Linked DNA regions of Mus musculus: region 2 is linked to region 1. The links are chromatin contacts, found by Hi-C or POLR2A ChIA-PET in ENCODE. All regions are on one chromosome and are shown on one strand. Each heading gives the region's core, a stretch centred on a gene start or an enhancer-like site at or near the end of the contact. The rest is flanking DNA. Distances are from core to core; before and after follow the strand shown. Region 1 holds the start of Dppa5a (developmental pluripotency associated 5A). Region 2 has its middle 46 kb from the start of Eef1a1.

What was found. A loop is a pair of places that touch in the nucleus more often than their neighbours do. ChIA-PET counts read pairs that join two places held with the same protein, here RNA polymerase II (POLR2A).
Region 2: a map of CH12.LX shows a loop between it and region 1 (2.8-fold over the local background). The contact joins the enhancer-like site here to the promoter of Dppa5a in region 1. A Hi-C loop is called at or near these places in 1 of 37 maps with a recorded cell type or tissue (CH12.LX). POLR2A ChIA-PET finds 5 or more read pairs at or near these places in 4 of 5 experiments (Patski and embryonic stem cell).

Annotation. Positions count from the first base shown.
Region 1 is chr9:78,366,218-78,370,302 of GRCm38, forward strand. It overlaps Dppa5a (developmental pluripotency associated 5A), which reads right to left and starts at 1,982. Exons shown (of 3, transcript NM_025274.3): 1 at 1,768-1,982; 2 at 1,504-1,686; 3 at 835-1,077. The coding sequence starts at 1,882. The coding sequence ends at 1,019. RefSeq lists cis regulatory regions at 2,119-4,085, 2,119-4,085 and an enhancer at 2,283-4,061.
Region 2 is chr9:78,525,747-78,529,419 of GRCm38, forward strand. No RefSeq gene overlaps it. Among named protein-coding and RNA genes, the nearest start is that of Eef1a1, 46 kb to the left of the region's middle. Within about 2 kb of position 2,230, at least 1 of the 3 ENCODE cell types and tissues checked has a DNase peak (open chromatin) inside an H3K27ac peak, as active enhancers do.

The DNA of each region.
Region 1 (4,085 bases), core at 732-3,231:
TCTGGGGGAAGGAAGGATAAACTAGGGCAGAAAAAGCTGCCTATTATGCACGCACGCACGAGTGAGATTACTTAAACCTTAATAAGGCAGACAAAGGAAGCTGGGCTTTTTTTTTTTTTTAATTGAACGAGGTGCTGATCGTGGCAGCATGTGCCTAACCTTCCCAGCACTTGGGAAGTGGTGGGGAGAGGATAGTGAGGTGGATGGAGGTCAGCCTTAGCTAGACCACAGTATCGCGGTTTCCTTACTGCTCACAAAAGGGAGAGCAGTTATGCGCTGGAAACACAGACTTCTCTCCACAGACGAGGGTTTTCTCCCACTGCTGTCAATAGCACTTGCTACACGTACTTGTTCTTAAGTCTCCTACACGTAGGTGTTAAATGTATAGAATCACATACAAAGCTTTGTTTGGAGATAGGGTCCCACTTAGCCCAAACTGGCCTAGAACTTGCTTTGTAGTTAAGACTGGTCATGAACTCCAGATATCCTCCTGCCTCCCAAGAAGATGGACCAGGAACAGGGATTAAACAATTTGCCTTAGGTCATAAAGCCAGAAAGCTCCCCACATGGGATTTATTCCACGTTAACTATCAAACTGGTCTCAATTAGGGTAAACTGAAAACCTACTTTGGTGGCTCTTCAACCCTCACAAGTCCCACTTCCCCTAAGGCAGCAATTCACATTCCATGTTACAAACTAGACAGTGTTTCACAACAGGGTGGATGCCTAAGCTTAAGATTCCACAGGCTATAATCTGTTCAGGCATTTACAAGGATTCAAACGGACACCGGGAAAAGGGTACTGGCTCTTTTCATATTTTAATGACGACGCACATTTTAATCACTTCAATTTTATTTTTTATTTAGAGTGGTAACCTTGGGATTCACATCAGAATGCGCAGCAGGGATCCAGGAATATCTTGCTAGGATGTAACAAAGCTAAAAATCCCGCCAGAACCAAACACTGGCCACAGCTTAACCTGCATCCAGGTCGGAGACACAAGGACTGGAAACTGGCTTCACTCGATACACTGGCCTAGCTCCAGGGTCTTCATGGATTCCTCCAGCTTCAGCACTCCTGCGTGAGAAACACCAAACAGGATTAAGTGTCATGGAACAGGAGGAAGGCCGCATGATTCACCAGCTCTTTAAGCATGTTTTTGTGGACCTCTAATTAGAACCAGGGCTCCACTGGGCCAGTTCTAACGTTCTCCTAGAAACCTGGAGATGGGAGTGGGGTGGGGCAGGGTTACCTCAGATAACCCTGCCCAGAGGGATAAGTCCCTACCCCTTCTCACCTTAAGACTTACGTCTGGGCCCCCGAACTCCCAAAAGGTTGTCAGAGACGGCCTAGAGACCAAGGAGGAGTCCCAGGTGATGCCCAAAAGTAAGGCATCCTCAGAGGGATGCAAGCAGTGGAGATGTGAAAAGGGAGGTAAACTCGGTGGAGGCAGGAGGCTACTCCACCGCACCTTGGTTCAGGGCACCTGTTAGAGACTCTCACCTTTTTGCTGGCGCAGGTGGTACCTCTCAGCCATGGACTGAAGCATCCATTTAGCCCGAATCTTGTTGTTTTGAGAGCCGTAAATGAAGACCTCGATAAGTTCTTCGGGAGATTCCAGGTTCTTCAGCTCAAACATGGCCTGGCTCACCTGCTCGATGTGAGACATTCGAGATCCCTGTGGGCCTGTCCGGGGAAAGGCAATGAGCATAGTTCCAAGACCCGGAGCTTTGGGCCTTGGCAGCGAGGTCAAGAGTAGCTACTCACCAAACAGATATTTCAGCACCAGCGACTGGACCTGGAATACTTCTGGATCTTTCAGGTCTTCAGGAACTTTCACCCACGGGGGGATATCTTTACGGGTCACGAGGGTCACCATCATCCTGCCAAGGAACCAGACTTCAGGGAAGACGAGATCAAGCTTATCCACCACGCACGGCCCACAGCTCCAGGTTCAGGAAGTTTTAGTACCTGTGTGGGCGGTGTTTTACTAGACCACGCCCACTAGGGCCCGCCTCCTATGGGGCCCAATCCCAGGCGGCTCCCGCAGGCTATGCCCCTGGGGAGACTAAGGCAGGCCGCCTGCCTGATTCAAGCTAACTAGGTTTGTCGCCTGTATGTGTATTCGAATCTGGGGGTGGGGGTGGGGGTGGGGGGGGGTCTTGGGAATAGAAGTCAGTGCTGGTGACCTTCCTCTGGGAACTGACGGGGTCTGAACCCCAAAAAAGTGGAGAATCCACGCTGGAAAGTTCAAAGACTTCTAAAAGACTATAGCTTTTCCCATCCCGAAAGAATCAGATACTGGGATCTCATTTTGTCAGATGCCAAAGCAACTCCCAAGAACTCAACAATGATTCTTGTCATTTAATAAAAATGAAAAGGAAAATTGGAATTTTATTCTTTCCACCTAAAGCTCTAGGTGTCTTTAAAGTGTACCCACTATCTTCCTTCAAGGCCCTGGTTTGGATGGTTTTTCTCTGTGTAGCCCTGGCTGTTCTGAAACTCACTCTGTAGATCAGGCTGGCCTTGAACTCAGAAATCTGCCTGCCTCTGCCTCCAAGTGCTGGGATTAAAGGCATGTGCAGGCCTGGAAATCTTAGGGCAATGCTTTACAATAGAGAAGATGAGACAAAGCTGGTCAATTGTCATGTAAAGAGTGAGAGAGCCCCCCCCCCTTTAAATTAGATAGAAGGGCATTAAATGTGCTAATGTTCTGGACTCAACGACTATTTCAATGCAAGGAAGAAAATAAACAAATGTGAACAGCATTACAAAATTGTTTAGAAATGTCTACAGAGTGTCTGGAGTAAACACTTGGGAGGTAGAAGAAGCCTGGGTTCAAAGCCAGGCGAGGCTGTGCTGTGGAGACCCCCGTTTCCACAACAACAAAAGTGGGAACTTGAGAGCTGGCTCAGTCATTAAGAACACCTGTGTGGTGTCAATTTAGGTGGTGTGGAGGCCAGAGGTCAGAATCCCTGAGACTTACAGGACTACATAGGCACTAAGGACTTAAATTTGGATCTCCTGGAAAAGCAGTAATCCTTTCTAACTGCTCACCTCTCTCCAAGTGTCTATACCCTCAACTCTTCTGTAGTTTTGATATATATTTATATAGTGTAGGAGGTTATAGATGAAAAAGATAAATAAAATGGACAGAACATGACTACTCTTAGGTATGATGGACAAAGTGGCCAAGAAAGTAAACACCAAGGCCTGGTAACCACAATAGGTGGAGTGTATAGGGAAGGGCACTGGGAAGGGCAGCCCAGTCCCTGGACTAGAGAAGTTTTAGGTAGGCAGGGGGCAGGATATGCTAGACTCTGGGGAGGAAGAATGCAGGCAGAGCCAAGAGGTCAGGTTCCATTTGTTGTGTTAAATAGGCACCTCAGCCATTTGTCTGGGATTTGAAACCTGTTACATGCGCTTAGTGTGGAGGACAACCTAGAAGTTGTTTCTTTCCCTCCACAATGTGGGTTCTAAAACTTGAACTACGGACAAGTTCCTCTACCCACTTGAACCATCTCAGCCATCCTTGGTATTTTTGTTGTTTTCCAAGATTGGGATTCACACCACCACCACCACCACCCAATCTCTTGACTTTTTAATTGAAAGAGAAAATGGATGTACTATACAGTATCAGTTTGCTAAAAAAAAAAAAAAACAAACAAACAAAAAAAAACAAGACACTTGGAGGGGGAGTGTCTAAACCATCATAACTTACAAGTCTTCATCTCTAATTTCTTTGGTTGGAGGGGCATCTGAGCACTGGGAAACTGGATATTCCCAACCCCCAACCCCCATCACCGGTTTTTCAAGTCAGGGTTTCACAGTGTAGCCTGGGCTATCCCAGAACTCTGTAGACCAGACTGGCTAGGAACCGAGAAATCCGTCTGCCTCTGCCTCCCGAGTGCTGGGATTAAAGGCGTGTGCCACCACGCCCGGCTATGTCCTCAATTTTAAAAAGTTATTAGAGGCAATCCTGCACAAACTCTGTGTGTGTGTGTGTGTGTGTGTGTGTGTGGTTTTGACAGGATCTCATGTAACTTGTGCTACTGTGCTGGCCTCTAACTCCAATCTGGGCCTCA
Region 2 (3,673 bases), core at 980-3,479, 160 kb after region 1:
CACCCTTACTTGTTATGTCATTTTCCATATAAATAAGGAGAACATCCCTTCCTCGCTCTTTCTTCCCCCTCTTTTCTTTCTCCCCCTCTTCTTCTCTCTCTGCCACTACTTTGTCTCTCCCTTCCAATAGAACCTTTTCCACGCTGAACTGCTTTGGCCTAGTGTGCTGTTGAGCGGCTACCCGCCATTCTAACACGTCATTGGCTGTCCCGGAGCTCCAGCTGTAGACCAGACTGGCCTTGAACTCAAGGAGATCTGCCTACCTCTGCCTCCAGGGGCTGCAATTAAAGCCGTGAGCTAAATTAGTTCTTTTTGAGCCTGGGTCTTGCTATCTACCAAGGCTGGCCTAAGACTGTAGTCCTAGCTGATTCTGAGCTAGCACACCTTTCTCTACACCCCAAGTGCTAGGATTGCAGGAATGGTCCATCCACCATGTCTGACTTCTATTGGCTTTCTCAATATTGGCTGAAGCTTCTCTACTCCTCGAAAGTTCTGCAGGAGAAATCCCAAAGACAGCAAATTCTCTATTAAACAACTGACTGCATTTTTAAGGAACCACCTTCTAACTTCCAGGCCTCAGCCAACTTCTTTCTGAAGTCCCTGTTCTTGGCAGAAAAGCCAGTTCTGTACTGAGATCCATGCTGGCCTTCAGCTATAGTGGGAATGGGGCCAAAGGTTTCAGAGGTGGAGTTCTTGATTTTGTTCCATTTTGAGACGTGGTTTCTATTTGTAGTCCAGGCTAGCCACAAATTTGCAGTCTTCTAACTTCACCTGTTTACACTTGGGTATTGTAGACATATGTAACCATGCCAGGCTCCTATTCTGTGTATGGGGCCCTGCAGTTTTGGTCTCAAACTCACTATGTAGTTGAGGATGACTTTCAACACCTGATCTTAGAGTTGGGATTAAAGGCAATATTGTTTCGAGACAGGGTCTATGTAGCCTGGGCTGTAATTTGCTATGTACACAAGGCTGGCCTGGAATCCACAGAAATGGCCCTTTGTGCCTTCCTAGTGTTGGGGTTTAAAATGTGGGTCAACCTTAGACCGGAGAAAAAAACTATTTCGACGACTGTCTGATTAAAGCAAGCTGTGTTTAGACTGTGCACTTTCCCTAAGTTCGGGTCTCAGAACATCCCCTCACTGGCTTTTGAGGTCTCTTATATGTGGAAGGGTTAGGGTTGATAGAGAAGAGCTGTTGAGATAATTGGCTGTTAGCCCCTGGACATAGAAGTTGGGGTGGGGACATGGTGGTGGAGGAGAGGGGCTACTCAGGACCTAAGGCAGTCTGTGGGGTGTGGAAGGGCACTCATCAAGGTATCTGGAAAAACATTTCCGTAAGGCAAAAGGGCAATCATAGCTTACAGATTCAGGGGTTTAGCAAGGCAAAGGGATTTACAAAGGGTATATACATCATGGGGTTACAAGTTAAGCACAGGTTGAAAAACATGGTTTGTAGAATACATTATTAGGCTTAGGAAACAAATTTATTCTTGTAAGGTATGGAGACTTAATAACAACGTGGCTCTTTAACAACATTGTGGCTCCAGGTTTGGTTTCAAAGTCACCACACTTGGCCAGAATTGCGGTTAGGAGCTAACATTGCCTTTTAGAACAAAAACTGAGAAGCAAGGGTCAGGAAAGTCTTTTTGCCTCGTGACCCTGCTGCCTCCAGCGGCCAGAGGCGGGAGCGCGGGCGGGTGACGCCAGGGGCTCCCCAGCCCGCAGTGACTTTCCATCGAGCCCTTTTAAATGCCTTTCTTTTGCACGTGGTTTCTGTGAGTCATCTCCTTTCTCCAGACAAAGAAATCTAGGTTTTGCTAATCGGGTTTCCTGAGTCCGCTAAGGCATGAGTCAAACTCGTGCTTCCCGAGTGCTGTAAGCTCTTCTTGCTCCTCCCCCAGGGGAAACGCCCGCTGCCGTGGGGCAAATCCGAGTTTCTGGGGGGCCGGGGGGGGGGTGTCAAAAAATTCACGCGGAAGGTGAGTGCGGCATGGAACCTGTCGTAAGTCCCAAGCGTCAGAAGAGAAGAGCGTTTGTGTGTTTTAAAAATAGTTCTCTTAAAAATCTTTGGACAGGCTCGGTGGCTCCAAGGGTAAAGGAGCTTCTATCAAGCCTGAAGACCTGGGTTCAGTCCCTTGGGAAGGCGGAAACCGAAAACCGGTTTCAATAAGCTGTCTTCTGACCTTCACACACGGACTTAAATTATTAAAATAAGTAAATAAATAACGAATGCGTGAATGAATGACTGTCTGGGCGTGGTGTGGCATGCTTGCAATCCCAGCACTTGCCGCCAGGTGGAGGCAGGGGGATCCAGGCCAGCCCTCATTACAGAGTCAGTTTGAGGCCAGTTTGGATTTCCTGAAACTGTTTCAAAATAGAAAAATGTGGTTATTAGAAAAAAAAAAACATTAAAAAAGAAGGGCTTTATACTGGGGTAAGAGAGTGTAGGAAGAGGCAGAGCTGAGGGACAAACTCCAGGCAAAGTAAATCAGCCATTTGGCAAGGCCCGTGGCTGCCGTGAATATCAACAAGTGCCACTTTGTCCCACAGTGCCACTTTACAGCCTAGCCAAACCGGCGATGCCCGAGGGTGCAGGCACTTAAAGCCCAGCGCCAGAGAGGCCTGCTTTGGCTTTCTTAGCCTTTAGTCAGTTCCAGATTGACCCTGACGGTCCTCCCCCCGCCCCCCCCCCCCATGATTGATTTTTCTTTTTAATTTCCAAACATTCTAGTTAAATAAAGGAGTTCTGGTGGCACAGGCCTGAGGTCTTGGCTTTTGTGAGGTGGAAGCAGCAAGGTCAGGGACTGAAGGGCAGCCTTGGATGTAGGAGACCCAGTCTCAACAAGATAAAATGAAAATTTAGAAGAGAAAACCTAATCCCTCCTTCACTATTCACAAATGCTTTTAACGTTTTGTTTGGTCTGTCTTAATAGTTTTTGTTTTGGGAATACAGAATGTCTACACATGAGTGTACTTATCAGCATTATTAAAAAAAATCATTTCTAAATTACGTAGTGTGTGTGTGTGATGAGAGTCCCTCCTCTCGTGGTGCCTGGGATGGAACTCAGGCTTTTCAGCAAGCATCTTTTTTTTTTTTTTTTTTTGTTTTTCGAGACAGGTTTTTTCTGTGTAGCCCTGGCTGTCCCTGGAACTCACTTTGTAGACCAGGCTGTCCTCGAACTCAGAAATCCGCCTGCCTCTGCGTCCCGAGTGCTGGGATTAAAGGCGTGCACCACCACGCCCGGCTTCAGCAAGCATCTTTATCTACTGAATTGTCTCTTAGCAACTCACACCAGCTTTATTAACAACGTCCTCGAACTAGAGAACCCTAAGTCCCCCCAGGGATAAGTGGATAAAGCAAAATGGCAGGACAGGGTAAGAAAAGCCACTGAATTCTGCACTGTGTGCGGTGCTGGGCTCGTGCCGCCAGACAGTGCCTTCCACGTGCCTGATAAACATTCTGCCCTGAGCCACAACCCCGATTTTAGCTATACACTTTCAAAAGGTGAGTTGGGTGGGATGTGAGTTAAATCTCAGTAGTCATTATAAAAAATAACACTAATAACATTAATTTTGTTTTTTGAGACTTTTTCTTTTTTGGTTTTTCGAGACAGGGTTTCTCTGTATAGCCCTGGCTGTCCTGGAACTCACTTTGTAGACCAGGCTGGCCT